Regions from separate parts of the Homo sapiens genome. Here all the other regions are linked to region 3. The links are chromatin loops, found by intact Hi-C in ENCODE. Cell type or tissue: IMR-90. All regions are shown on one strand. Links, peaks and the distances in the headings refer to the core of each region. The heading gives the core; the rest is flanking DNA.

Region 1 (10,623 bases), core at 266-5,265, 360 kb before region 3:
TCCGGCGTTCACCGGCCGTGAGTTGCCCACCCTGGGAGGTGCATGGCTTTGCCATGTTTTGCCTTTTCTCACCCCGCTTCGGACAGGTGGGACTCGAAGACGGCGACTCGCCGCCTTGCCCTGGGTCGCGATGCCCCCACCCCGCTCCCACCCCTCTCCTTTCCCGCAGCCTGAGCAAGACGCCTTCGGCAACGCCCCGCATCCGGGCTCCTTGGCCTCGAAGAGCATTATGGCCGTAGATCTGGGTGCTGAGGACTGAGCCACCCCCAGACTGCGACATGGGCGGCGGTGCCTCCTTCCCCAAGCCCCAGGGAGTGTTTTTTTGTTTGTTTTGTTTTTTGTTTTTGTTTAAGTGAATTCCTGGCCCATTTGGCCGAACGAACGTTAGGATTAGTTGGAAGGTTTGGAGAAATGGATGAGGAAACAAATGTGTTAAATTGTTAAATTAACCTTGTGTGCCTGGCAGTGTACTTAAGTACTAAATCTCACCTAGGCTGGGTCATGACGAAAGCGGCTATTGTGATCCCGCTTTTGCAAGTGAAGCTGAGTGGTTCATTGATTAACCCCCATCACAGCAATGGTTTGGGCTAGGATTTAAACCTTTGATAATTGAGCCCCCTAAATCGAGGGCACTTTATGAGCCAATCACCAGTGCCAACCATTCTGGTCAGTCAAATAGTGACTATATCAGTGGCCCTACTGAGAAGACATTAAAAATGAGGAAATAAGTGTCTCACAACTGCAAACTTACACAAGTACCTTATATTAGGAGAGAGGTGTAGAAGCCAATTTAGTGATGATCCAAATTTGACTGGTGATGAAGTTTTAGTATAAAGGTATGCATTTTTTTTCCTTTTGGAGACTTAAATCTCCATGGATAACGTTCACATCTTTGAAAATCACCTATTAAAAATAATCATCAGTACCCATCTCTAGTTACCGACAGGAAAATCTTGGTATTTTTGGAGGATTCGGAGCTTTTAAATTTGTTTGTTTGAGACAGAATCTCACCCTGTCGCCCAGGCTGGAGTGCAGTGGCATGATCTCAGCTCACTGCAACCTCCACCTCCCCGGTTCAAGTGATTCTCCCTGCCTCAGCTTCCCAAGTAGCTGGGATTATAGGTGTCAGCCACCACACCTGACTAATTTTTGTATTTTTAGTAGAGATGGGGTTTCCCTATGTGGGCCAGGCTGGTCTCAAACTCCTGACCTCAGGTAATCCACCCTCCTCGGCCTCCCAAATGGAGCTTTTTTTTTGAGACGGAGTCTCACTCTGTCATCCAGGCTGGAATGCAGTGGCACAGTCTCGGCTCACTGCAACCTCCGCCTCCTGGGTTCAAGCAATTCTCCTGGCTTAGCCTCCCGAGTAGCTGGGATTATAGGTGCCCGCCACCACGCCCGGCTAAGTTTTGTATTTTTAGTAGGGACAGGTTTTCACCATGTTGGCCAGGCTGATCTCGAACTCCTGACCTCAGGTGATCCGCCTGTCTTGGCCTCCCAAAATGCTGGGATTACAGGCATGAGCCACCACACCTGGCCCCAAATGGAGCTTTTAAATTTGACAGCTGTTACCCTAGAAAAGCAGATCTTCATCACTCCAGTTTCTTCATTTTGGTAAGAAAAAGGAACTTTAAGGACTCCACTATGATACGTTTTCCAGAAAAAGTCACTAGTACATTAATACAGTTGTTAAGGAAATGTAAGTCTGTTGGCTTGGGATTTTTCCTTTCTACCACAGCACCTAAGTCTTGGGAGACAAATTGATTTAGCAAGGAAATCTAGCAATCTGCAAAATAATCCAGAAGGGTAAATAACTTAGACCCTTTTCTCTCACTGAGGTTTATTGATAGAAAAAAGTCAAATGCCGGCCAGATGTGGTGACTCACGCCTGTAATCCCAGCTTTTTGGGAGGCCAAGGTGGGTGGATCAGTTGAGTGCATGAGTTCGAGGCCAGCCTGAGCAACATGGGGAAACCCTGTCTCTACCCAAAACACAAAAAATTAGGTGGGTGTGGTGGCATGCGCCAGTGGTCCCAGCTACTAGGGAGGCTGAGGTGGGAGGATCGTCTGAGCCCAGGAGGCAGAGAGATTCCAGTGAGGTGAGATTGTGCCACTGCACTCCAGACTGTGAGAAAAAGTGAGACCCCCCCCCGTTCCCCCTCCCACCCAAAAAGTCAAATTCCTGCCTATGTTCAAGGTATTTAAGCACTAAAAGTAGTATACACAAGAATAAAACATGCCTCCTTCACTCAACTTTGAGATAAATCAAAACTGTGTGTGTCTGGGATTTTTGTTTTTGTTTTTTTAAGTGTGTCTACAAGATGCTGAGAATACAAAAATGAGTTGGGCTGGCCGTGGTGACTCAGGCCTGTAATCCCAGCACTTTAGCAGGCCAAGGATCACTTGAGCCCAGGAATTCGAGACCATCCTGGGCAACATGACAAAACCCTGTCTCTACAAAAAAAAAAAAAGAAAAAGAAAACATTAGCCAGGTGGCTGGAGCCTGTAGTCCCAGCTACTCCCAGAGGCTGAGGTGGGAGGATCCCTTGAGCCTGGGAGGCGGAGGTTGCAGTGAGCTGAAATGGCACCACCGCACTCCAATCTGGGCAACCCACTGTCTCAAAAAAAAAAAAAAAAAAAGTGAGTTCTTCACCTACTGAACATGGTTTTCCTGCTTTTTCCTTCCCAATAGATACTGTGATACTGTTTAGGAATCCATCTCTCAACTGCACTCCCTTGTAGCTTAGTTTAGCATCCTCAGACTCAAGGGTAGTCAGGACTGGTAATATCACCCTCTTGCCAGCAACTGGATTAGGTTTATGCATATTTCCCAGTTCACCTCAGTGAGTTGCAAGATTTGCAGAATGCTTGCAGAAAAGCTTTTCCTCACTCTTCCAGGAGAATTTTCAGAAGTGATTCAGGCTCCCTCTGGACCTGATTGACCTTGAATGTAAGGCCTGGAATTGCTGCAGTCCTTTTGATGGCAACCTGAGTTTGTTTTTTGGTTTTGTTTTGTTTGAGATGGAGTCTCGCTCTGTCGCCCAGGCTAGAGTGCAGTGGCCCGATCTCGGCTCACTGCAAGCTCCGCCTCCCGGGTTCACGCCATTCTCCTGCCTCAGCCCCCCGCCGCCCCCCCGCCCCGGTTCTATCAGCCGCCACCATGCCCGGTTAGCCAGGATGGTCTCGATCTCCTGACCTCATGATCTGCCCACCTCGGCCTCCCAAAGTGCTGGGATTACAGGCATGAGCCACCACACCCGACTTTGGTTTTTTTTTTTTTTTTTGAGACGGAGTCTCGCTCTGTCGCCTAGGCTGGAGTGCAATGGCGCGATCTCCACTCACTGCAACCTCCGCCTCCCGGGTTCAGGCCATTCTCTCCTGCCTCAGCCTCCCGAGTAGCTGGGATTACAGGCTCCCGCCACCATGCCCGGCTAATATTTTGTATTTTTTTAGTAGAGACGGGGGTTTCACGATGTTAGCCAGGATGGTCTCTATCTCCTGATAGAGATAGATAAATCTTTGGCAGAAGCTGTACCCTGTAGGCATAGGCTTTATTTATTTATTTGAAACAGGGTCTTACTCTGTCACACAGACTGGAGTGCAGTGGTGCAGTCATAGCTCACTGCAGCCTTGACCTCCCCAGCTCAAGTGATCCTCCTGAGTAGCTGGGACTACAGGCATGTACCATTGCACCCAGCTAATTTTTAATTTTTTTGTAGAGATGGGGTCTGCTGTGTTGCCCAGGTTGGCTTCGAACTCCTGGGCTCAAGTAATCCGCCTGCCTCGGCCTCACAAAGTGCTGGGATTACAGGCGTGAGCTACTATGCCTTGCAGGGGTAGGCTTTTGAAGAGATAGTGATGACCTCTAAATAACCTCTAAGCTTGCATTTTAAAGGTTAACAAAGGAGGAAGACATGATCAATGATGTGTCCATATAACTTTCCCCCCCTTGAACAGTATCCAAGTTAGATTATTCCAGTCATCAAGAGAGTCATCATTTTTGATTAGCTAAATTACATGTCAAGCTCTTGGGAATGATTATTGCTATATCTTCTATTTTCTATGATAGGCTATAGCATTAAAGAAATGGAGGGTCGGCCAGGTGTGGTGGCTCATGCCTGTAATCCCAGCACTTTGGGAGGCCGAGGCGGGCTGATCATTTGAGCTCAGGGGTTTGAGACCAACCTCAACAACATAGTGAGACCCTGTCTGTACAAAAAACAATAAAAAAAATTATCTAGGTGTGGTGGCATGTGCCTATAGTCTCAGCTTCTTAGGCGCCTGAGGCAAGAGGATCGCTTGAGCCCAAGAGGTCGAGGCTGCAGTGAGCTGTGTTCGTGCCACTGCACTCCAGCCTGGGCAACAGAGGAAGTTGCAAAAGTTGCCTAGAGCAGTGGATGGACAATAGACATCGCTAGTGGGAGGACATAGTTTCCCATATGTGCTCAAAGAGTTATGCATAGAAGTGAAATGGATTTTGTGGAGGTAAGACATCTCTTATTTTTATTTCTTTTTATATACACAAAATGACAGACTGAATCCCCATGAAGCCATAGCAGAAAAGAGATATGGCTCACTACAGTGTAATTTTTCTGTTCCTTTTCTTCTTGATTTATCCATATTTAGCATTTAAGATTGAGCACTTCCTTGAAATTGTCCATTGGCTTGCAGGGCATTTATATTTTCCTGGTTTTCTTAGTGTCATTGAAAGCTCTTCCTACTCTCTCCTTACTGAGTTTGGAATGTTTCCTATTTATAGGATATGACTTAGGGATAGAATGGAATCTTTCTGTGAAAACCATGCCTATTAATTACTTCAATTTCTGATTTAAAATATTAAATTATAATGGAATAAATCTATTGTTTCCCATTATATATCATTAACATTATTACTACAGTTCAAAGCCAGTTAGAGTTTTTTGAACCATATTTTGCTTTTTTTTTTTTTTTTTTTTGAGAAAGAGTCTCACTCTGTCGCCTAGGCTGGAGTGCAGTGCAGTGGCGTGATCTCAGCTCACTGCAACCTCCACCTCCTGGGTTCAAGCAATTCTCCTGCCTCAGCCTCCTGAGTAGCTTGGGATTACACACGTGTGCCACCATGCCTAGCTAATTTTTGTATTTTTAGTAGAGATGGGGTTTCACCATGTTGGCCAGACTGGTCTTGAACTCCTGAACTCGTGATCTGCCCGCCTTGGCCTCCCAAAGTGCTGGTATTACAGGCGTGAGCCATTGTGCCCAGCCCATATTTTGCTTTTAATTAGTGAAGTTAATATTTCCTACTTAGGAGGAAGAGCTAAGTATTATTTTAAAACAGTACAAAAATAAACAGGTACAAAGGATTATTTAACTTGGATTCCCTTGAAAACAGAATCTGGGGCAGGGGTTAAGTGCTGATATTTAATCTATGAGGTGCAATCTTTGGGTGTGGACATTGACGGGGACACTGTATTGTCCTGCCACTGCTTCATGGTGAGCTCAGAGAGACACAGCTAGTCACTCAGTAGGAGTGCTGGCACAGTCTTTGGGGAAGTCTCTCGACAAACTTTCTGGACAAACTGCCTCAGGGCAGTTTTTGGGAGGAAGGAAAACAAATTCCCATTGGTTACAGTTTGCCCCACAGGGAGTTAACTCCTCCATAATTCCAGGTTGCATCATCCAGCTCCTTTGGTGGTTACTCAGGAAGTCGTATCCCTGTGAGGTGTGGCATTTTATCCAAGTCTGAAAGTGAAGGAAAAGCCAGAAACCCTAGGTATGGGCTGGGCATGGTGGCTAACACCTGTAATCCCAGCACTATGGGAGGCCGAGGCTGGCAAATTGTCTTGAGTCCATCAGTTCAACACCAGCCTGGGCAACATGGTGAAACCCCATCTCTACAAAAAATTTAAAAAAGTTAGCTGGGCATGGTGGCACGCGCCTCTAGTTCCTGCTACTCAGGAGGCTGAGGCAGGAGGATGGCTTGAACCTGGGAGGCAAAGGTTGCAGTGAGGAGAGATCCTGCCACTGTACTCCAGCCTGGGCAACAAAGTGAGATCCTATCTCAAAAAAAAAAAAAAAAAAAAAAAAAAAAAGAGCCCAGGTATGTTACTCATTGTCCTGCCTGTTCAACCTTGAGGTAGAGCCTGGCACTTTCTAGGAAATGACTGATCAGCCCCAGACATGGCGTAACTATGGTCTAGTGAAACTGGTTGGCAGCAGTGGCAGCTGAGGTGGAGCAAGAGCTGTCATCCATTATTTTGTTGCTGTCCTCCCTTAAATTAGCAATGCTGCCTGTATAAGATAAACCTCTTTAATTGAAGGGCTGCATGTAATAGCCACTGAATGGCTAAGCAAAATTAAAAAAAAAAAAATTTTAAGGCCGGGTGCGGTAGCTCATGCCTGTAATCTCAGCACTTTGGGAGTCCGAGGTGGGCGGATCACGAGGTCAGGAGATGTGAGACCATCCTGGCTAACACAGTGAAAACCTGTCTCTACTAAAAATACAAAAAATTAGCCAGGCGTGGTGGCACGAGCCTGTAGTCCCAGCTACTCAGGAGGCGGAGGCAGGAGAATCACTTGAACCTGGGAGACGGAGGTTGCAGTGAGCTAGTATCGCGCCACTGCACTCCAGCCTGGACGACAGAGCAAGACTGTCTCCAAAAAAAAAAAAAAAAAATTTAATTGGCAAATAAAATTATATGTACTTACGTACAACATGATGTTTTGAAGTATACTTGCATTGTGGAATGTTTAAATCTAGCTAATTAGTAAATGCATTACCTCACAGTTATTATTTTTGCGGTGAGAGGAATGTTTTGAAAGGTTATGAGAAAGCTCACACGATGGAAGAGAAGGCTGGGTAACCAGACTCATAAACAGAAAACCGGCAGCTTTAGAGTTTTGAGAGCAGAAACTGCCCAAAGTTGTCTTCTAATTAGTGCTATTTAAAAAATGAACTATAGGCTGGGCATGGTGGCTCATGCCTGAATCCTAGCACTTTGGGAGGCCAAGGCAGGCAGATTAACTGAGTTTAGGAGTTCAAGACCAGTCTGTGCTGGGTGTGGTGGCTCACGCCTGTAATCCCAGCACTTTGGGAGGCCGAGGTGGGCAGGAGTTTGAGACCAGCCTGGCCAACATGGTGAAACCCCGTCTGTACTAAAAATACAAAAATTAGCCGGGTGTGGTGGCGCCTGCCTGTAATCCCAGCTACATGGGAGGCTGAGGTAGGAGAATTGCTTGAATCCCAGAGGCAGAGGTTGCAGTGAACCAAGATTGCGCCATTGCACTCCAGCCTGGCAACAAGAGCGAAACTCCATCTCAGGAAAAAAAAAAAAAAAAAAAAAAAAGACCAGCCTGGCCAACATGGTGAAACCGTGTCTCTACTGAAAAAAAAAAAAAAAAAAAAAAAAAAAAAAAGGCGGGGCGCGGTGGCTCACGCCTGTAATCCCTAGCACTTTGGGAAGCCGAAGCGGGCAGATCACGAGGTCAGGAGATGGAGACCATCCTGGCTTACATGGTGAAACCCTGTCTCTACTAAAAATACAAAAAAATTAGCCGGGCGTGGTGGCGGACACCTGTAGTCCCAGCTACTCAGGAGGCTGAGGCAGGAGAATGGCGAGAACCCGGGAGGCGGAGCTTGCAGTGAGCAGAGATCACAGCACTGCACTCCAGCCTGGGTGACAGAGCAAGACTCTGTCTCAAAAAAAAAAAAAAAAAAAAAAAAAAAATTAGCTCGGTGTGGTGGCTGTAGTTCTGTAGTCCCAGCTACTCCGGAGGCTGAGGCAGGCAAATCACTTGAACCTGGCAGGCGGAGGTTGCAGTGAGCCGAGATGCCACTGTACTGCAGCCTGGGTGACAGAGGGAGACTATCTCAAAAAACAAACAAAAAACCCAAAAAAACCTATAAGCATTACAGCTTGCTTGCATCATTCTCCTCAAGATTGAAAATCTCAGGAGAAAGAGTCTGGTTGGCCAAGCCTAAATCAAATGTCCACCCTCTGGGGTGACAAAATAACCCGTTAAGGACCAGGATTTCTTTCTCCTCAAGCCTATGTACAATGGAGAGAGAAAAACTCAAGGAAAACTGTGTGCAATTAGAAAGGGGAAACTGATGTGGTATTAATAAGATGTCCATTATAATTCACCCTTTAGCTGTTCAGCATTCAAGAATTTTTTTCTCATGTACTTTCAGAAATACTAGTATAATGCAGTTATTCTTCATAAGTTTCTCACCCCCTCTTCTGAGGGAGACAACCCAGTCTCATTATTTGCTGCATCACAATCAAGTCCAGGATATGTGGGTGATGTACATTTCTGCTTTAGCTTCAGCTTAACTGTGTTAGATCAAGTCCTAGAAGCAGAGCCTAAGCCAGGGATTTTTGTGCAATTGATTCACTTCGAGAGTGCTCTCAGTTGAAGCAGAATGAGGAAAGGAGCACAGGGCAGGGAAAATTGGTCAAACCATGATGCAGTCTCAGCAGTGTCAGCCTGATCCCGAGTTCCAGAGTCTGAACTATACACAGAATTGGTACCAATTTGAGACACAAAGTATGAATAAATGATCTGAAGGCCCATTCCAAGTGAGATCACCTCCACCTAGAATTTATGGTTTGATTGCATTAGTCTTAACTCTCCTGTTTCTTGGTAATTCCAGGGTAAATTCCTAGATATGCCTTGTGAGTTTTCTCATAAATTCCCATTCCCACTGATAGCAGAAAAAACTGGTCTTCCTTTTTTTATTTGAGACGGAGTTTTTCTCTTGTTGCCCAGGCTAGAGTGCAGTGGCACGATCTCGGCTCACTGCAACCTCCGCCTCCCAGATTCAAGCAATTCTCCTGCCTCAGCCTCCTGAGCAGCTGGGATTATAGGTGTGCGCCAAAGCTAATATAACTGGCACTCAATTCAGTGGTCTCTCCTTGACTATCTCGCCTTGGCTTTCACTGGTACTGCAAATCTTTTGCTATTCTGCCATCTGTATCCAGCCACTAGCTGGGCTCTTTATCTTACAGCTGCTACTATGCAGTAACCCTATCTTTCACCATAATGACCCCATCACAAGTCCCATTGGTTCTCAAGTGATGTCCCTCTTACGACATCTGGGAATCAAAGGAAAATTCTGTGGGGTGTTTGTGTCTGTAATCTCAGATCATCTCTGTGCCAAACATTGTGTATCTCTCGGTCTTCTGTGCTTTCTATCCCATGTGGTCATAGGAACACTTTGCAGGGTTTCAAATTAGAAGTGAGGCTAGTGCCTTGTTTTTGTGCTTTTGGCGTCCTTTTCAACCCATCTGGAGTTTCTGCTCTCTCATTAATCATCTCCCACTGCTCTTGCCCCGGTCTGAAATATAGGAAGGTCTCTGGGGATGGCCTGAGCCAGGAGCCGAGATAGCACCACTGCACTCCAGCCTGGGCGACACAGCCAGACCATCTTTTTAAAAACAAAAATTCTTCTCCTTTTTTTGGTTCTCTTTAACATAAAAACTTACTGGATTGAGACAGGGTCTGTCACCCAGGCTGTAGTGCAGTAGTGCCATCAAGGTTCACTGCAGCCTCCACTTCCCGGGCTCAGGCGATCCTCCCACCTCAAGCCTCCTAACTGGGACTACAGGTACGCGCCACCATGCTTGGCTAATTTTTTGTAGAGATGGGGTTTCACCATATTGCCCAGGCTGTCTCAAACTCTTGGGCTCAAGCCATCTGTCCACCTTGGCCCCCAAAATGCTGGGGTTACACGTGTGAGCCACTGCACCGAGGCTAATTAAATTTACTTCGAATCACAGCAATCTGAAGCAATTCATTACCTAATTCACGTGGAACGGTAGTAATTGAGTACTAAAAAACCTTAAAACTAATGAAAGGGTTTTTTAAAAGGAAATTTTGCTGTTTGGTTTGATTTTCTTTGCTATTAGATCAGATTTAGTATTTTACATTATATGTCTCAGTACAATAAAACAAAGGCAAACAAAATTTGAATAGTAGGGAAAGGTTTTAAATTCTTGAGATAACTAGTACAACTTGGTTTCTGTCTGTTGGCATTTTGGTAATTAACTTACAAAAAGTTAGGCTAAATTTTTGAAACTAAGTCAGCATTATACACCAGTAACTTCTTACAAAATTGTCTCAATATTCCATTTAATTAAAGAGCTTATGTTCACTTCTCCCACCCTTTGTGAAAATTCTCCCAACCTGTCCCAATTCTCACCCAAATTTTAAATACCATTTACCAATCAATAGCAGTGGCAATGCAAAAGGCCCCTCTCCCTCCCAAAGCTGTATATCAAAGATATCAATACCAGATATTCTTCAATCCATTAAGTCTTCAGTAGAATGATGTGTTTAAGGTCTGAAATTATTGTAAAATGCAAAAGTGAAAACATTTGCAGCTAATGGTCCATGTGTTACATAACTCATTTACAGGTAACAGATAAAAGCTTTGGAAGCCAGTGTTCTCTCCAGGGATGCTTTCCTTCAGTAGGATTAACAATTTGACTAAAGTGTCCTTGTCATTTTTCTTTAGGGGTAAGGGCTCATTTCACCCTGAGCAACCCCAACTCAACCACACTGGGGAAACCATACCACAGGTAGCATTCACTAGTTTTAAGTAATATTTTGACATTTACTTCATGTTCTTCATTAATCAAAAGATCAC
Region 2 (11,076 bases), core at 3,608-8,607, 140 kb before region 3:
TCCCCCCTCTCTCTTCCTTCGGCTCCAGACTTGTAAGATGAGCATGCTTCCCCTTCACCTTCTGCCATGATTGTAAATTTTCTGAGGCCTCCCCAGAGGCCGAGCAGGTGGCCAGCATCATACCTGTACAGCCTGCAGAACCGTGAGACAATTAAACCTCTTTTCTTTATAAATTAGCCAGTCTCAGGTATTTCTTTATAGCATTTAGAGAACAGACTAATGCAGTGGTGATATTGACAGAGAAAATGCAATTTGATCTTGGGCAATTTGCTCTCTATCCTGCAATACCTTAGGGCTAGAAGAATGCAAGCTCCAAAACATTGGAAAATAAAAACACATTTTCTCCTGTATGAACATAGATGGAGAAATCTTCACAATATTGGCAAGACTAATCCCCCAATGTATGAAAAGGATAATGCCTTATGATGAAGTGAATTTATCCCAGGAATATAAGGTTAGTTTAAATTTTGGAAATGAAACAATGTAACTTGCCATATTATATCACAATTGATGCAGGAAAAAAACTTGGCAAAATTCAACACCCATTCATGAAAAAAAAAGTCTCAAGAAATTAAGAATACAATAGCGTTTCCTCACCCTGATAATGTGCATATACAAAAGCCTACAACGAACATCATACTTAATAGTGAAAGACTGGATGCTTTCTCCGTGAGAATGGAAACAGAGCGAGGATGTTTGCAGTCACCCTTTCTATTTGACATGGTACTGGAGGTCCTAGCCAGTGTAAAAAGTCCAGAAAAAGAAGTAAAAGTCATATATATTGGAAAGGAAGAAGTCAAACTGTCTTTACTTGAAGATAACAAATATGAAGAAAATCCTAATCTTCAAAAAAGTGACTAAACAATGTGTGAATTTAGCAAGATTTCAAGATGTGTCAATATACACAAGTCAATTGTACTCTTTTCCTGGAAATGAATAATCAGAAATTGAGTAAAAGTGACACAGTAGCATCAAAATTATGACATTCCCATGGGGGGTCAATTTAACAATGTATGTGTGAGACCTACAGCCAGGAAATCAACTTGGAAGGCTCTGTGGCCAAGTTGTTTTCCTGGAGTATGCTGGTACATTTCCCAGGAGCAGTACAGACAAGTGTTAGCTTACATGTGTGTAAGCTTTGGATGTTATCCCTTCCCTTCCCCTCCCTTCCCCTCCCTTCCCCTCCCTTCCCCTCCCTTCCCCTCCCTTCCCCTCCCTTCCCCTCCCTTCCCTTCCCCTCCCTTCCCCTCCCTTCCCTTCCCTTCCCTTTTCTTTCTTTTCTTTTTTTTTGAGACGGAGTTTCGCTCTTGTTCCCCAGGCTGGAGTGCAATGGTGCGATCTTGGCTCACTGCAACCTCCGCCTCCTGCGTTCAAGCGATTCTCCTGCCTCATCCTCCCGAGTAGCTGAGATTACAGGCATGCGCCACCATGCCTAGCTAATTTTTGTTTTGTTTTGTTTTGTTTTTTGTATTTTTAGTAGAGATGGGGTTTCACCATGTTGGCCAGGCTGGTCTTGAACTCCTGATCTCAAGTGATCCGCCCACCTCGGCCTCCCAAAGTGCTAGGAATACAGGCATGAGTCACCGTGCCTTGCCACCATTTCACTTTTTAGTAAAACTTTAAAATCTGGTTACATTGCTTGAATATCAGGTGTTACTGTGTAATTTTAATATTTACTTTAAAAGCCTAAATTGCAAGTAGTCATAAAGATTAGAATAGGGACTACTTATTGAGTATTTATTGTGTGTCAGGCACACTCTAAGTGCTTAATGAACATTAATTTAATTCTCACAAGGACTCTGAGTTAGGTATTTGTCTTAGTCTGTTTTGTGTTATTATAAAGGAGTATCTGGAGCTAGGTAATTTATAAAGAAAAAAGGTTTATTTGGCTCGTTATTCTGATGGCTGGAAAGTTCAGGATTGGCATCTGCCTCTGGTGAGAGCCTCTGACTGCTTCCGCTCATGATGGAAGGTAAACGGGAGCGGGTGTGTACGGAGATCACAAGGAGAGAGCGGAAACGAGAGAGGAGAGGAGGTACTTAGCTCTTTTTAACAACAAGCTCTGCAAGAACTATTAATAGTAGGGTGAAAACTCAGTCACCTAAGAGGGAGGACATTAATCTATTCATGTAGGATCCGTCCTCACGACTCGAACACCTCCCGTTAGGCCCAACCTCCAACACTGGGGATCACATTTCAACATGAAGTTTAAAGAGGACAGACGTCCAAACCACAGCAGTGCTGTCGTTTTCCCATTTTACAAGTGAGAAACCGAGGCTTAGAGAGGTTGAGTTTCCAGGACATGCTGCCAGGATGTAACTGAGCTGGATCTTAAACAAGGCATCAAGCTTTTAACCTTCATATTTAACTGCTTCTCTGAGCATTATTAGCTCCAATGCGGTTTTCCTATCAGTAGTGGATCTTCATGTAAACTGGGGATGCATGCTACTAAAATATGTTAATGAATTTTTTTTTTTTTTTTTTTGAGACGGAGTCTCGCTCTGTCGCCCAGGCTGGAGTGCAGTGGCGGGATCTCGGCTCACTGCAAGCTCTGCCTCCCGGGTTCATGCCATTCTCCTGCCTCAGCCTCCCAAGTAGCTGGGACTACAGGCGCCCGCCACTACGCCCGGCTAATTTTTTGTATTTTTAGTAGAGACGGGGTTTCACCGTTTTAGCCGGGATGGTCTCGATCTCCTGACCTCGTGATCCGCCCGCCTCGGCCTCCCAAAGTGCTGGGATTACAGGCGTGAGCCACCGCGCCCGGCCTAATGAATGTTTTTAGAAAGGCAGAAATCTAGGCAGTTCTTTAAAATAGGGGTCGCCAACCTCCAGGCTATGGACCGGTGCCAGTCTGTGGCCTGTTAGGAACCTGGCTGCACAGCAGGAGGTGAGTGGTGGGCTAGTGAGCATTACCTCCCGAGCTCCACCTCCTGCCAGATCAGCAGCGGCATTAGATTTTCTTGGGGGTGCGGACCCTATTGTGAACTGCACATGCGAGGGATCTAGGTTGTGTGCTCCCTATGAGAATCTAATGCTTGATGATCCAAGGTAGAACAGTTTCATCCCGAAACCATCCCCCAAACCTGTACATGGAAAAATTATCTTCCACGAAACTGGTCCCTCGTGCCAAAAAAGTTGGGGACCGCTGCCTTAAGGGAGGAACATATGGTGATGCAGAAGCCGCAGGTGTTGAACCTAAGATGCATATTTCTGGGCCCCATCTTTAGAGGTTCTGCTTCAGGAGAGCTGGGGTGGGTCAGGAATATGCATGAGGAACAAGCACCCTGGGTCCCTCCAGCGAAGGTGATCTAAGGAACTCACATTGAGAAATACACCCCAGAGGTGGTGGCGTCGTGGTGTGACACTTCAGAAGGAAAGTGCACTTATGTATCTAGATATCAATGAAACATGGGCAAAAATTGAAGGCATAAAGGGGATTTGGCAAAGATGAAAGTCTGATGACCCATTGAATTAAAAGTAAGAAGATTCATAAATGTCTTTCCAAGTACTATAGGAACTTATTTTTATAATAGTCATGAAAAAAAAAAATAAAGGACTACGAAGTGACTTCTCACTGGCAGGGACTTGTTAGGAATGGGATGGGATCAGTTCCTTCCCAGCCAATCTCCTTATTTCTCCATCTTCGGGGGCTCTGTTGGCAGCACACGCCCTTCCCCTGAGCCTGGCAACAAAACCTCCAGCGATGTCACTAAGCAGGGCCTTTTTTAGAAGTTAAGTGAAGCCTGGACCACTTCTAATTTTCTGAGACTTTAAAAATGGAGAAAGCCAACACAAGGTTACCAAAATAGCAGTATATATAATATATATTGTTTGCATTTAAATATTTAGTGCTTTTAACACAAAAATTCAAGGTAATTTTGAATTCATCAAATAGTAAGATTTCTTTACAATAATAATTCATGATAGAAGATATAGTCCAGAAATGGAACAGAGCTTTAAAATTGTATGATGGGCCTAAAGTTCCAGCCCTGTTGGTGTATCTATCTCTAAATGTACATTAACATCATTTGGAGATGATGTCAAAGATCTAAATTTGAGATTCTTCCTGAGAGTGAAGTCTGAGCCAGACAGCTCTCCTAGTCTACACTAGAATAAACTCTGTTGTTAAATATAGTCATATGTCACTTCATGATGGGGATATATGGTGCATAGTCAGGCGATTGTGTTGTTTAGGAGCATCATAGAAAGAACTTATACAAACCTAGCTGGTAGAGCCTACTACACACCTAGGCTGTATGGTACAGCCTATTGAGCCTAGGCTGCAAACCTGTACAGCATGTTACATACTGATTACTACAGGCACCTGTAACTCAATGGTTAAGTATTAGTATGTCTAAACACAGAAAAGATACAGTAAAAATATGGTATAAAAGATAAAAAATGGTACACCTGTATAAGGCACTTATCATGCATGGAGCTTGCAGGACTGGAGGTTGCCCTGGGTGAGTCAGTGAGTGAGTGGTGAGTGAATGTGAAGGCCTAGGACATGACTGTGCATTACTATAGACTTTATAAACACTGGACATTTAGGTTACACTAAACTTATAAAAAATGTTTTTCTTCAATAATATGTTAACTTTAGTTTGCTGTAACTTTTTTACTTTATAAACTTTAACATTTTTGGACTCTTTTGTAAGAACACTTAGTGTAAAACACAAATACATTGTACAGCTGTCCAAAAATTCTTTCTTTATATGCTTATTCTATAAGCTTTTTTCTATTAATATTGTTTCACTTTTTAAACTTCTTCATTAAGAATGAAGACACAAACACACACGTTAGCCTAAGCCTACACAGGGTGAGGATCATCAATATCACTGTCTTCCACCACCACATCTTGTCCCACTAGAAAACCTTCAGGGGCAAGAACATACATGGAGCTGTCATTTCCTGTGATAACAATGCCTTCTTCCAGAATACCTCCTGAAGAACCTGCCTGAGACTGTTTTACAGTTAACATTTTTTTGTTTGTTTTTAAATATGACAGCTATGATGGCACTGGGCGATAGGAATGTTTCAGCTTCATTCTAATCTTATGGGACCACCCTTGTATATGCAGTTCATCCTTGCCTGAAACATCATGATGTGGCACGTGACTGTATTTCTACTCTTGTAGTTCTTTAAACTTGCAGGGAACTTTGCTGGCAATTTCTTGTTAACCATTCACCTATCATAAATGTTGAAGATAAAATATAATGTATTAATATGATTCAATTGAGATAAATTTCAAAAACAGGCAAAACTAGTAAATTGTGCTGGAAATCATCCTACTGATTAGCCTAGGGTGCTGGTATTGTTCTATTTCTTTGTTCTGAGGGCTGGTTACATGATTTGCTTATAATTTGTGAACTTTTTTTTTTTTTAATGTTACGTTTCAATACAAGTCTTACTTTAAGAATTTCGCTGAGTCTTTACGGTTCGTAGAAGTGCAGCCACTGCTACCTCAGCAATGCCTTAAATCAGAGGAGCCAGGTTGGATCAAGTGGTTTTTCTATCTCCGAGAATAGCCCTCATTGGCTGGGACACAGAACGCTCATTGGTGGACCCCTGCTAGTGTGTCCGGATGGCCTGGCACCACTGAAGAGGTAGGCCCATTAGGTTCTTGCTGGTGAATGTGGATGAGCACATGCAGTTTGTCACAAGCCCAAATATGCGAAGTCTCTGACAGAAAGTCCCTGGTACGTGACTCCAGCCTGGGCAATGGCAGCGTCTCAGTGTCTCTGCAGTTACTCATTCACTGAGGGGGTGTGTGTGCATATTTGTATGTGTGTGTGTGTGTGTGTGTGTGTGTGTGTTCTTCTCACCCTCCCCAACATTGTTGTCCCTGGAGCTTCTGTAAGTGACAGGACAGAATGAAACAGGGCCTTGTTGAGAGGTGGAAAGCCTGCCAGCTGGCCCTATGGTCTGCTTGGCCCCCAGGAGGCCGTTCCTGACACCTGGTCCCATATGGCAGTGCATGCTCCAGGACATGAGCCAAGCAGTCCCTCCGAGTAACAGAAACACATTCCTAACTCTGTGGTCAGACCAACAGGAGGCAGGGAGGCGGGGTGGAGAGCCTGCGCCTGGAAGTTCAGTGCATGCTGTCAGTACTGCTCTCTTTATCCCTCAGAGCCCTTCCTTCCTTGTGAACAGAAGTCCAGGCATCTCAAAGGTCTCTTCCAGTGTCTGTGATCTTACAATAATGAAAACAAACTTCTTGTTGAGTTTTAGAAGTTCACCAAATTCTTTCCTCAAATCCACTCAGCCCCACTTCTGGCCTCCCTATTGTACATCTGTTTATCTGTCATGATCTAGATCAAATCCGGCTCCCCAGATGAAGTCTCCCTGAGAGAATGTCAATGATCTGCCATACTTGTCGTCTAATTTATATTTTGTTACTTTTATCTATGTCTTAAAAATCCACTTGAGATTGCAAACTCCTTGATGAAAATGGCAGCAGCAGCAGCATCTTTGCATCCTCTGTAGAAAGGATCCCCAAATGTGGGTTGACTGACCTGCAATGATAGCCTGCATCCAAATAACACAGGGTATTTAACAGTTCGGATTTCCACGTGCAACCCCTGGAGATTCTGATTAGAGATCTAGGATGGGATCGAGGGATCTATCTTTAAATAGCATCTGCGGGGTTTCCCACACAAAGCCTGCTCAGAGAGCTCCTCCACCACCTCCTTTATATGGTGATTTGATTAAGTGCCCAATATATATAGGCCGAATGAGTAGAGGAATTTAATTTATCACATCTTTTTTTAGTCATCCTAAAATTTTCCAGAGTTCACAAAGATGTAGCACATAAATCAAGATTGTGACATTTAATGAAAACAATGTCATTGAGTTGTTCCAACAGCATTTTCTAATATTTAGAAATGTTTTGTGCCATGAAGGTAAGATATAAGATTTTATTTCTTGAATTAGTTTTTGGTGTTTGAGTTGAAATGGGCAAACTTTCTTGTGAAGACTTTTGCAGCACTTAATTCTCCTCTCTACCAAGTTCCTTGATGTCTTCCTCCTGTCCCACCTGCCTTCCACTTATAATTTCTGCCAATTTAAGAGAAGTATAAGCTCTTTCCCCCTTTTCTCTTCTTCTGTCAGAATCTGCTATATCTCTTACTCTCTATTTATTCCTCTATCCATTCATTTAATAAATGTTGACTGAGGACTGCTGTGTACCAGGCACAACATTAAATTCTGGGAATGCGGCAGTGAACAGAACAGCCTTGGCTTCTGCCCCTGTGGGATTTACGCTCTCAGTGGGGAAGGCAAATGTGATATAAATAATTACAAATATTAGCTAGAGCCTTTCGGCTTTATCTCATTTGTTAAGCTAATGACATCTAAACTGTTGGCTGCTAATGACTTAACATCTTATTCTTCCCAGATAACATTTCCCGCGAAAAGACTTTAGCACCTTACTTTGAGAAGAAAGGATGAAGTGGAGGGGGAGGAGTTTCAAAAGGAGATCTATTTGTGGAGGGGACGTTTTCTGACATTAAAAAATTATAATATGTAGCTAGATGCCTACTCCACCTGACCAAATTGTCCTCTTATGCTAAAAAACATTGGTTTCAGGTCCTTTGTATAGGATTGTCCAACATGCAGCATATATCCTAATGGTGGGATGCAAGATGTATTAGGTAGTTGAAGCAGATATGGTTAGTGCCCTAAGCAAACTACCTAGGCACTTGCAGTTCCTCGCTGTGCTGATGGCTTCTGTTTTTTGTTTGTTTGTTTTTTGAGACGGAGTCTCGCTCTGTCACCAGGCTGGAGTGCAGTGGCGCAATCTCGGCTCACTGCAATCTCCGCCTCCCGGGTTCAAGCGATCCTCCTACCTCAGCCTCTCGAGTAGCTGGGACTACAGGCGCCCGCCACCATGCCGAGCTAATTTTTTGTATTTTTAGTAGAGACGGGGTTTCACCATGTTGGTCAGGAAGGTCTTGATCTCTTGACCTCGTGATCCGCCCACCTCGGCCTCCCAAAGTGTTGGGATTACAGGCGTGAGCCACCGCGCCCGGCCCGGCCTGTGCTGACGGCTTCTTAACTGCAAATGTCTGTAACTCAGATTGCAGGAGCTGGCTTGCCCACCTTCACAGCGGGCCTGCAGTGGTAGGAGTTAATGGTCACATCCACGAGAGTAGCTTTCAAAGAATGACGAAGGGAAGATGGTGGGTAAAACTCTGAGGCTCATTCTCCAGCTTTCTTAGGGGGTCCGCAGGGATGCAACCCCAAAGACCGTAATGCTCCCTGGATTGACTTTCCTCTCTTCACACTTATTTCCCCGGCCCCCTAGTGGTGCTTCTTGGGAACACCTCTCAAATAGATGATTTGTACTCTAGTCCTAGTCTCAACCCAACCTAAAACAATGGCACATGGGCACATACTTTTATTTTAATGGCCATGTGTTTTAACATGTATTAGAAAAAATATAAATTGCACACCGTATCTGTGATTTCATGGATATTAGTGAAGCTTAAGTTTCAAAAGTGAGTCAATTTAAACCGAAGTGGAAAGTAATGGTATTCGGGTATTTGACAAATCACAAAGGGAGAGTGTGAATGGGGGATAATTGTATTAGAGCTTGAGGTTACCTGTAAACTGGAGCGCTTCCAGCTTTCTGGAATAAACTCAAGGACACTGGTCCTTAATTCAGTGTTCCTGAAAAGACTCCCAGGGGCTCACCAGCCCTTGAGAGATTATGCAAAGTTTTATGTATTTGGATCCTCTTCCTCCCAAAAGTTCATTTGCCTTAGTCTTAGAAAGGCATATTTCACTCAAAGTCAAGAGAGAGAGAGAGAGAGGAAAAAAAAAAGGAAGGAAGAGAGGGAGAGGGGGAGGACAGGCAGACACTCTGTTTTTCTATTTTATTAATGTAATTCAGATCTCTGTTTCTGTTGCAAAAAAGCAAAAAATAAAACAAAGGAGAGGAATGAGGAGATGGAGCCCTGATCCAAATAACAACAACAACAAAAAAAGTGTCTGTAGAATTGGGTTACTGGATGACTTCGGGGAGATGAGCTATCCATCACCACCCGCATCCTCAATAAAAAAACCTGGAAATATCTTCTGAGGATTTTTGCTTGTTAGGAAGGATGGCTATAGCCCAAGAGCAGCATCTGTATACAATGAGTGAAAAAATATTTGGTAACAAAGATCCATTAAACACCCAAATCTACCAAGTATCAGATGGCAAGATAAATGAGATTTTTGTACATGCAAAGCAAATTTTATATAAACAATAACCAAGGCAGTTCCTGTTGCTTCATAAAGCAGGACTTCTGTTAATAGCAGAAACAGCAAATACAGAAAACCAAGCCAATGCATTTTAATGCCTGATTTTGATGCATTAAAAAAATCAAGAAATTCAACAATTCACAGCCAATTGTATATTCATGCCACCCAGACTGAATTAGGATTAGAATCAGCTGTGAGCAACAGAAAATCCAAAATAATGAGTGGTGGAACAAAGATGGAAATTTATTTTTTTCATGTGAAAGTCTGAGTAAATGGTCTAGGGGCTGGTGTGATTATTCATAATACCAGGGAACATTGAATGGCTTCTCCAGTTCAAGCCATCATGTCCCCATTCCAGCCAGCAGAAAGGAGGAAAAGAAGCTTCCCTATAAGGACACTTCTGTGATGTTGCATACACCACTTCCTCTTACATTTCTTTGCCTAGAACTTAATAACTTGACCACACCTATCTGCAAGAGAGGGTAAGAAATGCAGTTATTATTCTGGGAGTTCATATGCTCAGCTAAAAATTCTCTTGCTGTGGAAGAAGAGAATAGATATTGGGTAATACCAGCAGTCTCATCTACCCAGATTTCGTACATATTGGTAGTTCTAAGTAGTTAACTTTGGCATGATACTCAACTGTAAGTCTTATTTAATGTGTCAATGAAATTGCTTGACCCTAATCACCCAGTTTTTAAAGCTGCCTCTAATTAAATCTTTTCTGACATCCACAAATAAAGCATATTTTTCATTTTGAGTATCTGTCTACTTGATGCTGGACAAAATTCGGCCCACCTAGAATAGCAGGTATAGTTTGTGGGTTATCGAAACCCTTTGTTCTCTCTCCTTTTCTGTTCAACATACTTGTGGCCACTTTCCCATTAGTTAAAGTCTGAAATAGAGAAAGAAAGATTTAAAAAAGAAATAAAGTCTAATCAGATGTTTTGTTCCTTTTCAGCAACATTTCTCCAGGGCTAAAGTAGAAGAGATTAGAAATAAGTAACATTAAGTTTTGGGATTTATCTGTCATAAAAACAGTCCTTTAGGCCAGTTGATGAGCAAAGCCCTTTTCACTGCCATCTGTAATTGTGGCTGCAGCCCTGTGAAGAAGGCAGTGTCATCTCCACTTGAGCGAAGAGATGAAACTTACCAGACAAAGCAGTTATTAAAGGGCAAAGCCAGGATTTTCACTGGGGTCTCTCTGACCCCCAAAACTCTGCTCTTTTGACTGCTCCACCCACAGAGTCCCTCCTGCCATGAGTCTTTTAAGCATCATTATCTCCAGTGGAGAGAAAGTTTTTACATGAACATTGGCTGAGACTAAAAGCAGGCCTTGGAGACATAAACAAACTGAAGAGGTTCAGAAAGTGCTCGTCAGCCTGCTCCTTGTGGTCTGTCTGCCCTCCCAGATTTTGAGTTTTGTTATTAGGAGGCACTTGATATTTACAGAGTGGCATCTGGGACTCGCAGCCCCAGGTGGAATGCAGAAGATGGGGCAGAGTGCCCTCTCTGCAGAACACTTGAAAAGAGCGAGGATGGTTTCAGGACAGTGTTTCCTTGGCCTCTCATCCTGCAGTGCTGGAGAGAGAAAGTCACTGAGGTAGACGGCAGTTTGGAAGGATCCCACCTTCCCTCCCCCCAGCTTGGAATGGAACCTCTTGCTCATGGTACAATAATGGAACCTCACATACATTCAGTGCTTGCTCTGTGGCTGCCACGCTGCTTGTTCTTCTCCATCAATTCCGAGAGGCATTCTATAGGGGAGGATGCGGGATTTGAACCTAGAATCTCTGATTCCAAAACTCACATCCTTAACCACAAGGCAAT
Region 3 (11,076 bases), core at 2,866-7,865:
ATAATAAGCCTGGCTCTTGTAACCAATGGTACAGAAGCTGGTGGGGGAGGAAATAGATGGAGGTGGAGCAGTTTGAGTGTGCTCTAAGAAGTATAATGTCAAATCTCAGCACTTGTCTTCTGTCATATCCAATGTGGCCTTTGATTCTCTTTAACAGAAATCATAGAAATAAATCATTAGTGTGTGTCTGAGATGAAAGAATTCTCAAAAATCCTATAATTCCACGAGGCCAAACTCCATTGTTCTTCTGATTCAGATTACCTTCATTTTCTGGGCTGGACCCTAGGAACAAGGAAGGTGTGAGGATAATTGTAAGAGAGACCAGCTGAGTCCAAGCTGCAGCTTCTGAGGAAGGGCTGGAGTTGAGTCTTATTTATTTATTTCTATCTAATTCCCAGCTTAGCCAATAGTCAATGTTTGGTAAATATTTGATTTAAATGGTCATCATTATTATTTTCTTGCAGTGAAAGTACCCCAAGTTACCTGCTATCTATGGTATATCTAACATTACTATTGTTGGCTCTTATTTTTCCATCTTTTCTCATGTTTTAAAAACAACAACTACAAATCTCCCTTGACTCCCACAATCATGGGACATCTGCACCGCTCTTTCCTTTCACAGCCAGGCCGCTGGAGAGAGTTGTGTTTACTCTTTGGAGGTCACTTCCTCACACCCTGCCCACTTCTCTACCCACTGTGATTGTGCTTCTGCTGAATGCATCCTGCCAATGTCACCCAAGGCCCATTGCTATCAAATCCAGTAGCTACTCCTCAGCCTTCATATCCTCATTTATAATTGAAAAATATCTAAATTTTTGTTTTTATGAAAAAAATATTTTAAAAATATTTTTAAAAGAGCAGTTTTAAGTTCACAGCAAAATGGAGCTGAAACTATAGAGATTTTTCATGTATTGTCTACCCACCCTCACCTTCCCCACTATCAAATGAACCCAGAGAAGTACATTTGTTACAACTGAGGAGCCTACATGGACACATCACCATCACCCAAAGTCTGCAGTGAGACTCTCTTGGTCTTGTACATTCTATGGGTTTGGACGCATGTATGATGGCATGTATCCACCATTGTAGTATCAGGCATACTAGTTTCATGGCCCTAAAAATCTTCTTATGGCCAGGCGTGGTCACTCATGCCTGTAATCCCAGCACTTTGGGAGGCCAAGGCAGGCGGATCACAAGGTCAGGAGATCAAGACCATCCTGGCCAACATGGTGAAACCCCGTCTCTACTAAAAATACAAAAAAAAAAATTAGCTGGGCACAGTGACGGGTGCCGGTAATCCCAACTACACGGGAGGCTGAGGCAGGAGAATCACCTGAACCCGGGAGGTGGAGACTGCAGTGAGCTGAGATTGTGCCACTGCACTCCAGCCTGCTGACAGAGCGAGATTCCATCTCAAAAAAACAAAAAACCCCACACTTCTTATTTGTCCCTACCACCCCCTGATGCCTTGAAAGCACTATTTACTGTCTCCATAGTTTTGCATTTTCCAGAATGTCGTATAGTTGGGATCGCACAATAGGTAGCCATTTTAGATTGGCTTCTTTTACCCAGTAATGTACATTTAAGGCTCCTTCATGTCTTTTCATGGCTTGATAGTTCATTTCTTTTTAGCGCTGAAAGACACTGCATGTCTGAATGTACCACAGTTTATTTATTCATTCACCTACTGAAGGACATTTTGGTTACTTCCAAGTGTTGGCAATTACAAATAAAGCTGCTCTAAACATCCATGTGTAGGTTTTTATGTGGACATAAGTATTGTTTTCTTTTTTGTTTGTTGAAGAATACTTAGTGAACATTTTTTACAATCAATTAAGCAAAATAGACAGTTACCAAACACTGTACTATGCATGGTATGATTCCAATACAGATGACATATGCATGTGGGTGTATGTTTGCATTAAAAAAGGCTGTGTTCCAAAATGTTAGGCACTGACTTTTTTTCTTGAATTATAAGCCTTTTTTGGTTTTCCAAATTTTGCTACAATAAGTTTTCCAAATTGTCTACTTTAAAAAAAAGTGATTCTTTTACCACGAGAAAACTCCTCACAAAATGACACACTAGTGGGCACCCCAAATTCCTTTTTTTTTTTTTTTTTTGAGAATCTCGCTCTGTCGCCCAGGCTGGAGTACAGTGGTGCCATCTCGGCTCACTGCAACCTCTACCTCCTGGGTTCAAGTGATTCTCCTGCCTCAGCCTCCAGAGTAGCTGGGATTACAGGCACACGCCACCACGCCCAGCTAATTTTTGTATTTTTAGTAGAGATGGGTTTTCACCATGTTGGCCAGGCTGGTCTTGAACTCCTGACCTCAAGTGATCCGCCCACCTCAGCCTCCCAAAGTGCTGGGATTACAGGCATAAGCCACCGTGCCCGGCCCTGAATTACCTTTTAAGGGGTGACCTACATGGGTAATTTGTTCACCTTTTTGGCAACAGGAAGCCATCTTTAAATAAACTCCTGTCCAGAATTCAACATGTAAGTGAAATTAAGCAAGAGTCCCTCGGACTGGTATAAAGCTACTAAGGAATGCGAGTGCATGATGGACCCAGATTCAGAACCATAGTAGAGGGTTCCTCTTGTTTCTGTCATTTACGTTAAAGCTCAGATGCTTTTGTCTAAGCCAATGCCTTTTTCCTTGAGATGGAGCTTGGAACTCCTAATAGTGAAGTGATGCTTCCCATCAGGGAACTCTGAGGACAGGTGGATAAAAACAAAATCTCTTTGTTTGGGCGTGTGTGTTTTCTTTACGACTATGCCCCCACACACTTTAATTACCACTTAATCTGTTCCTCTGCGTGCCAGTGGGGCGCCATGCTTTCTGTGCCCACTGTTCTCAGGTGCCTGTTGCGCAGCGGCTGCCATGGTACTAGAGTCATGCACCACAGTCTTGCTGTACCTGTTTGGTGTTTGTGTGCTCCCTGCTTTGCACAGCTCTGCTTCTTATTGAGTTGTTTCCTGATGTGTTCTCGTTCTCAAGAAAGTTTTCTTCATTCTAAGAAAAAAGTGCAGATTGAAAAAATAAAAAGTTACAGCCAAAAGACAGATGTTCTTTCATGAAAAATACCTAGAGGAATTTGGAGGATGAGACAAACAAAGATTAGGTGTTCAGATGAAGCATCCGATTCAACAAACAGCTGACAAATCCTGGGCTTGTAAAGAAACAGATGATCGGCTGGGCACAGTGGTTCGTACCTGTAATCCCAGCATGATGGGAGGCCGAAGTGGGAGGGGAGACCAGCCTGGGCAAAATCCTGTGTCTACTAAAAATATAAAAATTAGCTGGGCGTGGTGTTGTGCACCTATAATCCCAGCTACTTGGGAGGCTGAGGTAGGAGAATTGCTTGAGCCCCAGAGGCAGATCATGCCACTGCACTCCAGCCTGGGAGACACAGCAAGACTCTACCTGAAAAAAAAAAAAAAGAAAAGAAAAGAAAGTAAAGAAAAGAAACATATGACTTTTGCTTTGTTTTGTTCTGATACAAAAGTGGTCCAGGGGAAGAGAGGAATGAGGACAATTGCCCTCATCTCGGCCTGATAACTTTCCAATAGGCAGAGCTGGGACCAGGGGCAGGTTTCCACTCTCCTTTCTATCACATCACACTGATTTTCAACTTATAAAATGAACTAAAACGTGGTAAACCATAGGCTGAATAGCCTTATTCTTAGATGTTAGATTTACGAAATGTTGAAATGGGTTTTTTTTGGTTTAAAGCAATCTCTGGCAGTAATGGTCATAAGAAAAATGCCCTTTTTTGTGTGTGTGTGAGGCTGTCTTGATTTTACTTTAAGGAACTGAACGAGATTTGCTCTTATAGGGCCGTCCGGACCCCTCAGCTGCTGTTTCCAGAAGTGACAAACACTGGACCTGTCTCCTGTCTCTTTTATCTTTTTTGAGGTATCTAATATTTCTCCCATCTCATTTCAACTTGCCGTTTTCTAGAGTGAGGTAATGGATAAATGGTGTCAGGAAATGCCTTCTGTTAGCCCAACGACTATGACTGCATCTTCAAAGACCAAGTGTATGACTCTAATTTTAACTTAGATCTCTGACTGGCCCCAGGAATCCAGCAAATATTGCAATTCCAAGTTGTATTGCATTTTCTACTTACTGAAACACAAGAATGAATAAACATGAAAAAAAAGTTACAGTACAAGATTCATGCATCAAAGTATTGTGCCATACTTCCTTTTTTGTTACAGTTGCTTATATCCTACAGTTCTTTGCATATAGCAGACACTAACAATGTTTTGAATTAATGACCCACAGTAATTTTAATGTTGCATTAGCACAGCAATGTAGTACCCTTGGGTTCTTGGTATAAAAATACAGCATGGGCTGGGTGTGGTGGCTGACGCCCGTAATCCCAGCACTTTGGGAGGCCAAGGTGGGCGGATCACGAGGTCAGGAGATTGAGACCATCCTGGCTAACATGGTGAAACCCCGTCTCTACTAAAAATACAAACATTAGCTGGGCGTGGTGGCAGGTGCTTGTAATCCCAACTACTTGGGAGGCTGAGGCAGGAGAATTGCTTGAACCTGGGAGGCAGAGGTTGCAGTGAGCTGAGATCACACCACTCTGCACTCCAGCCTGGGCGACAGAGCGAGACTCAGTCTCAAAAAACAAACAAACAAACAGCATGAAAAGAAAAAATATACATAGTATGGGAAGATGACAGAATGTTGCTAATTGCTGAAGTTGGCTGACAGGTACCCGGAGAATCATTTTATTATTCTCCTACTTTGGTGGATGCTAAAATGTTCCTTAATACTAAGTTAAAAATAAAACCAAACATGAATTGGTGGAGTAACAGAACACAGGTCACTGAGGGGCTAGTCCTTAGGGTCCCTACTGAGCAGGCCACATTCTCTCAAGCCTTAACTCCCTCATTCATACAACACAGTTTGGATTTGGGGTTCTTGCGGATCCTTACGGAATCCTGACATTTTCTAATTCTATTAGGAGATTCAGCTTCTTGACGTTGATTCCTCCTGCCACCTGGTGGCAGGATCTGAAAACTACTGGTGGAACACGGGTGGATCCTACGTTTTTAAAGTTAATGAAAGTGGAAGGTGTGTGTGTTGAGGGATAGAGTGGGCACTCCTTTAAGTGGCAACAAGAGCACGTGTGGTTTTGTTCTCCACTGTGTAATAGTCTTATTTGGCCCCCAACAGAGTATACGCCTTGGCCTTTTAGTATTTTCTGGAAGAACAATATCTCCCACTTGAGGATTTCCAACAGAATTAGTGGGGTTATTGTGGATATTGACTGGTACCTGGAAAATGACCATTAAGACAACTGTCTTTCTTCTTCTTTTTAAATTAGAGTCGTGGGGCTGTGATATGGGGCCCCAGATAATGTCTTAGCTCAATGTTTCTTTCCATTTATTTAGCAACTCACATTACTAAATACCTTTGCACACTTAACGCCCTACAACCACGACTGCGTTCTCATGGTAAAATCTATCCCTCTGTTGAATGTGTAAGAAAGGTGAGGGAATTGCATTGTGAGTATGTCTAGGCCGTTTACAGCTTACACATTTAATTTCTCTAGTTAGTTTTAGTTGTTAGGTGTGCTAAAAGATGAGGGTCCTGATTGAGCCCCCTTTGAAGGGACAGCCTAGTAACCAGGAGTACATTGTGCCTGGGGTTTGTTTCCCACCATTTCTTTGATCTTGCACTTTCTATGTGGCTATTAGAGGGAGGCAGAGATGGACAGAGGCATTTTTATTTTCTTCCTTTCATTCACTTTCTAAACCATATAATAACTTCTAGAACACTGGAAATTTCTAAAATGACTCCCCTATTTGTGGTATCCCTTTTCAAAGAATGTTAGCTGACACATGGTCACCTAGGAAAAAGATTACATATCCAAGCTTCCCTTGCAACTAAGTTCTGGCAACGAAATGAAAGTAGAAAGGGTGCCCTGTTGGGGGCAGCTCGGGGAATGTTCCGCCAGGGATGGCTGGCAGGTGCACTTGTTCCTTTTTGTCATTTCCTCTGTCTTGCTGCCCAGTGTGAGGATGGTTCCAACTGGACCATGGATACAAGGCCCACATCCTTGTGATGTCAGGGTGCTGAGTTGGGAGGAACTTGGGTCCCTGGAAGCCTTGAGCAGGAGGCTCACCCCGGCTCTGTACCATCCACCTCAACTTTATTGGGATGAAACTAACTTTTCTCTTGTTACTTTTGGTTTTTGCTTTTATTTTGCACCAAATGATACAGTATTTAGTAGGCAGGAGACACTGTGTAAAACTCTTGTCTGGGCGTGGTGGCTTATGCCTGTAATCCCAGCACATTGGGAGGCCAAGGCGGGCGGATGATGAGGTCAGGTGTTCGAGACCAGCCTGGCCAATATGGTAACACCTCGTCTCTACTAAAAATACAAAAGTTAGCTGGGCGTGGTGGCGGGCACCTGTAGTCCCAGCTACTTGGGAGGCTGAGGCAGAAGAATCGCTTGAACCAGGGAAGTGGAGGTTGCAATGAGCCAAGATCGTACCAGTGCACTCCAGCCCGGGCGACAGAGCAAGACTCCGTCTCAAAACAACAACAACAACAACAACAACAACAACTCCAAGAGGCCTATGAGGTGGGTACCATGATCCACATTTTCACAGATGAGGAAACTGAGGCAAAGATAAGTAAATCACTTGACTTGGGTTGTGTAGCCAGAAATGGCTGGGGTAGAATCTCAGCCCAGACTGTCCCTCCCCAGACCATCTTGTGCCTATAGAGGAGTGATTCTTTGGGCCTGGTGAAGATCAAAAGACACAGTAGTGTGCCTAGGAATTAAATTCCGTTTGGAAATTAGAACTTAGAAAGCCTGATTTGAACTCCAGATATTAAAAGACAAAGGTATAAATTATAGAAGTGTTGAAAGTTCCAGAGAAGCTTGTGGCCACTTTTAGCTACACCTAGGCTCTGTGGTCATTTCTCAAGCCACAATAGTGGTCTTCCTGCCCTGTACGCTGGTTTTAAGTGGAATATATCCTTTGAGTAACATGGGTGGGGACTCCTGCCTCTGTGGACATGTCTTGTCATCATGGCTGGTTTGACATTCTTCAGCCTCTCCCTGGCACTGTGCTGTAATCACACAGCCTGGCTTCCATTTCTCAGTTCTTGTGGTGGGGGTTTTTCTGCTGCAGAGGTACCACCACTGTGCTAGGAGAGCCTTTCTTCACTATAGAATTTGCTCTGGCCTGGTTGCCAGAGCAAATTGCATGAGTGGTCTTGCACTCATTCAGTGGTCTTGCTTCTTGTGGGAATGGAGGCAGTACCTACCTAACAAAGTTGGGTGGCTCCATCCAGTGGCACACATAGTAAGTGCTCATTGACTATTAAGTTAATTTCATGGTTTAGTTTGCTTCTCGCTTGTTCTGGGGCATTTACAGTCGTGTTGTCCTCTGTATTTGAAATTAGACTTATCAAAATCAACATCTGTTTGGTGAATCTGATCTCTCAAAATTGTTTGGGATCATACCCCACTTCAACTCTTTTTTTACTCTTACCATCTACCAATGTCAAATGTTTTAAGGCCCTTTCTCTAAATGTTATTCTTCGACTGCATGGATTTTGCCTAGGAATGATTGCATTTTCAAAGACTGTATTTTAGAAGTCCTTGATCGTTATCTATTGGTCTTGACTCACTTGGTTCATGTAACTTTCTGGCTCAAGTCTCGGGTGTGCATAATCCTTAGTGTGAGTTAATGGGCACTAGCTAGACCATTCCCCAGAGATGTTCTTGTTTTACCTGCCTGCCTGTGTGGGTTTAGAGGCCAGGTAAGGAGCAGCAGTACCTGTGGCAAGAGACCCAGTGGGCAGCCTGGGGCTCACTGTTACCTTTCAATGCTGAGGGATCTTTGGATTGGGTGCAAGAAGTCAAGTCTCTGTATGCTGCTGTGAGTGGCTGTAACACTAGCAATGTCTATGGCTTCAGAACACTGTTAACATTCTTCCCTTGGGAACTTTGTGAGCCAGGAGGCAGAGGAAACCCATATGTATGGGAATGTCAGGGAAAGGGGAAAGAGAGGGAGTGCTGTACCCGAAGGAGAAAACTTAAAGGAAGGTTTATAATAAGAGTTTTAAGAAAGTTTAAACATGTGAGTCCTCATAGAATATGGTTTCCAGGCCGGGCGTGGTGACTCACCCCTGTAATCCCAGCACTTTGGAAGGCTGAGGAGGTTGGATCGCCTGAGGTCAGGAGTTTGAGATCAGCCTGACCAATATGATGAAACCCCATCTCTACTAAAAATACAAAAATTAGCCGGGCGTGGTGGCCTGTGCCTGTAATCCCAGCTACTCGGGAGGGTGAGACAGGAGAATCTCTTGAATCTGGGAGGCGGAGGTTGCAGTGAGCTGAGATTGTGCCATTGCACTCCAGCCTGGGCAACAAAAGTGAAACCCTGTCTCAGAAAAAAAAAAAAGAAAAAGGAATATGGTTTCCATGAGCTTTCTTGAAGAAACTGCTAGAGGAAGAAGCCATACAAATGATAAACGGAGAAATTATGAAAAAAAGAGAGTTAGTACATTTTGAATCTATTTGATAATAAAATCTAAGATGATTCCAGGGATTATGATTCTAGAACAAATTATAAACATTATGTCCTCTGCCAAAGTAGAAAAAATCATTAGAAGGCTACTTGAAGGGGAAGGAAAAGAAAACGTAGGAGGTAGGATAAGTAGGCCAATTTCCTACTTCAGGTCACGCTGGGCCCTCTTCCCTACTGCAATAGTTTATTACTCACTGAAATCCATCTTCATCACTTTAATGAGTGTTCAGCTTTATTTATCTATGACATTAACCATATCAAGAATAAGACCAAAAGGCCTGAGTTAAATTGTTCCAAATGCATTGATGTATATTTTTATTTCTTCCTTAAATACAGGGTTTCCAGAGCTGGGGGCTAGTTAAAAGTCATCATGGACTGGGTGCAGTGGCTCACACCTGTAATCCCAGCACTTTGGGGGGCTGAGGCAGACGGGTCACTTGGACTCAGGAGTTTGAGACCAGGTTGAGCAACATGGTGAACCCTTGTCTCTCTATTTTTTTAAATAAAAACATAAAAATTATTTTGTAAAAAGTCACAAATGCAGAATTGTCCACTCCAAGATACCATTACCCTTGCGGCTGTTGGGTTATCTTTCACTCTTATTGTTGCTTTTGATACTTGTGTTGATCATTTGTGTTTATTAATGTGTGACTATTTCAAACTGGCTCTAGTTTCCCGTTACTGTTCCTTGCCTTTTTCTGACTTAGGCTGATTTGTTTGAGTAGAGAAAGACACTGCCATAAGAACTTCCTATGCATTTGGGAAGGAGACCAGAGAAGTCTAAAGTCACTCACAGAGAAGCTGTTCTGAGAGCAATGTGACCACGCCTTCACTCATGACTCTGCCAGCCATGGTGCTGTGCTTTCCCATACACGATATTACTTAACCCCTGACCCCCTTGAACGCTAATATTTGCACCTTTATTAATTTTTTATTGCCCTGCAGCCAAAAATTCATAGATAAGTATCCTTTGTCCATCTTCTAGCTGTACTTTTTACTTATGTTTACTCATTCCAGCCTGGCTTGCACTGTTTTTTTTTTTTTTTTTTTTTTTTTTTGAGACAGATTCTCGCTCTGATGCCTAGGCTGGAGTGCAGTGGCATGATCTTGACTCACTGCAACCTCAACCTCCCGGGTTCAAGTGATTCTCATACCTCAGTCTCCTGAGTAGCTGGGACTACAGGCACACGCCACCACACCCTGCTCATTTTTTTTTTGTATTTTTAGTAGAGACAGGATTTTGCCATGATGGCCAGGCTGGTCTTGAACCCCTGGCCTCAAATAATCCACCTGCCTTGGCCTCCCAAAGTGCTGGGATTACAAGCGTGAGCCACTGTGCCTGGCCTGGCCTGCACATTTACTACTCCATGGAAATCACCCTTGCCAAAGACAATGATTTCCATGTCCCTAAATTCAGTTTTCATCATGCACCATAGACTACTTCCTCTTCAAAATGATCTGTCCCTGACTTTTGTGATATCACACTTTATTATTTTCCTCCTTCTACTTAAACTGTTCCTCCTTCCTTTCCTGTGCTGTATCAGCCTTTTATGCTTAACTCTGAATGTTATATGTGCTTCCCTGGGGCTCTGTCCAACAAATATTTATTGCACACCTACTATGGGACGGACACTGCTTTGGGTGTGGGGGATTGCATATGTGGTCCCTATTCTCAGGGAGTTTCGAAGAAAAGTTGTCGGCTGGGCGCAGTGGCTCACACCTGTAATCCTAGCACTTTCGGAGGCCGAGGAGGGTGGAACACTTGAGGTCAGGAGTCTGAGACCAGCCTGGCCAACATGGCGAAACCCTGTCTCTACTTGAAATACAAAAATTAGCCGAGGGTGGTGGTGGGAGGCTGAGGCAGGAGAATTGCTTGAACCGGGGAGGCAGAGGTTGCAGTGAGCTGAGATCGTGCCACTGAACTCCAGCCTGGGCGACAAGAACAAGACTCCATCTCAAAAGAAAAAAAAAAAAAAGAAAGAAAAGCTTTCAACCATGAATTATACAATTGATTACTTAATTATAGTTGTGCTAAAGACTACTAAAAAGTTCAAGGTGCTACTTCTAGGAGTTAATTGGAACAAAGTCCACTGTGTTTGAAGTTCTAAAGATGTGACCTGTTTAGCCACGGTGAACTGGAAATCCTCTCACCAGCACAACACCTTCCAGTAGATGAGAAAGAAGATAAACAAGGATATAATCTCATTGAATCTATCAGTGGAAACCAAGATTATTCTTACTCTCATTTGCTTCTTTGATTTGTTTTTAATAGGCAAACTCCTAGTCTGTCTGAAGGCAGCAACTTTCAGACTGCAAGGTGATTATAGATTGTTTTTTGTTTATAAAAATGCTTTCACAATGGGCACACTAGACCAACAGTGGGAAGTCTTTTTCCTTTAGGGTTCCTGATCCTCAAAATTTGTGAGATTAAGAAACATTATAGGCGGGGCGCAGTGGCTCACGCCTGTAATCCCAGCACTTTGGGAGGCCGAGGAGGGCGGATCAC

The links. Peaks named below come from ENCODE experiments on the same cell type or tissue, not always from the same donor. Only the 100,000 strongest peaks of a DNase experiment are listed, where the experiment ranks them.
Region 1: it touches region 3 in a loop (4-fold over the local background); 5 of 110 quality-filtered maps call a loop at or near these places.
Region 2: a loop joins it to region 3, with 5 times the contacts of the local background. A loop is called at or near these places in 13 of 110 quality-filtered maps.

Annotation. Positions count from the first base shown.
Region 1 is chr9:83,956,825-83,967,447 of GRCh38, forward strand. It overlaps a transcript of QNG1 not described here. Among named protein-coding and RNA genes, the nearest start is that of QNG1, 5.4 kb to the left of the region's middle. RefSeq lists an enhancer at 5,864-6,494. In IMR-90, for the core only: no CTCF peak of the experiment used is centred there; a DNase peak (open chromatin) is centred at 2,397; H3K4me3 peaks cover 133 bases; H3K27ac peaks cover 70 bases.
Region 2 is chr9:84,164,982-84,176,057 of GRCh38, forward strand. No RefSeq gene overlaps it. Among named protein-coding and RNA genes, the nearest start is that of SLC28A3-AS1, 110 kb to the right of the region's middle. RefSeq lists an enhancer at 7,998-8,507. In IMR-90, for the core only: CTCF peaks have their summits at 6,038 and 8,309 (motif pointing left); DNase peaks (open chromatin) are centred at 4,470 and 6,020; H3K27ac peaks cover 2,285 bases.
Region 3 is chr9:84,310,440-84,321,515 of GRCh38, forward strand. SLC28A3 (solute carrier family 28 member 3) reads right to left here. Exons shown (of 18, transcript NM_001199633.2): 2 at 2,920-3,015. Among named protein-coding and RNA genes, the nearest start is that of SLC28A3, 25 kb to the right of the region's middle. In IMR-90, for the core only: CTCF peaks have their summits at 5,025 (motif pointing left) and 7,354 (motif pointing left); a DNase peak (open chromatin) is centred at 5,002; H3K27ac peaks cover 137 bases.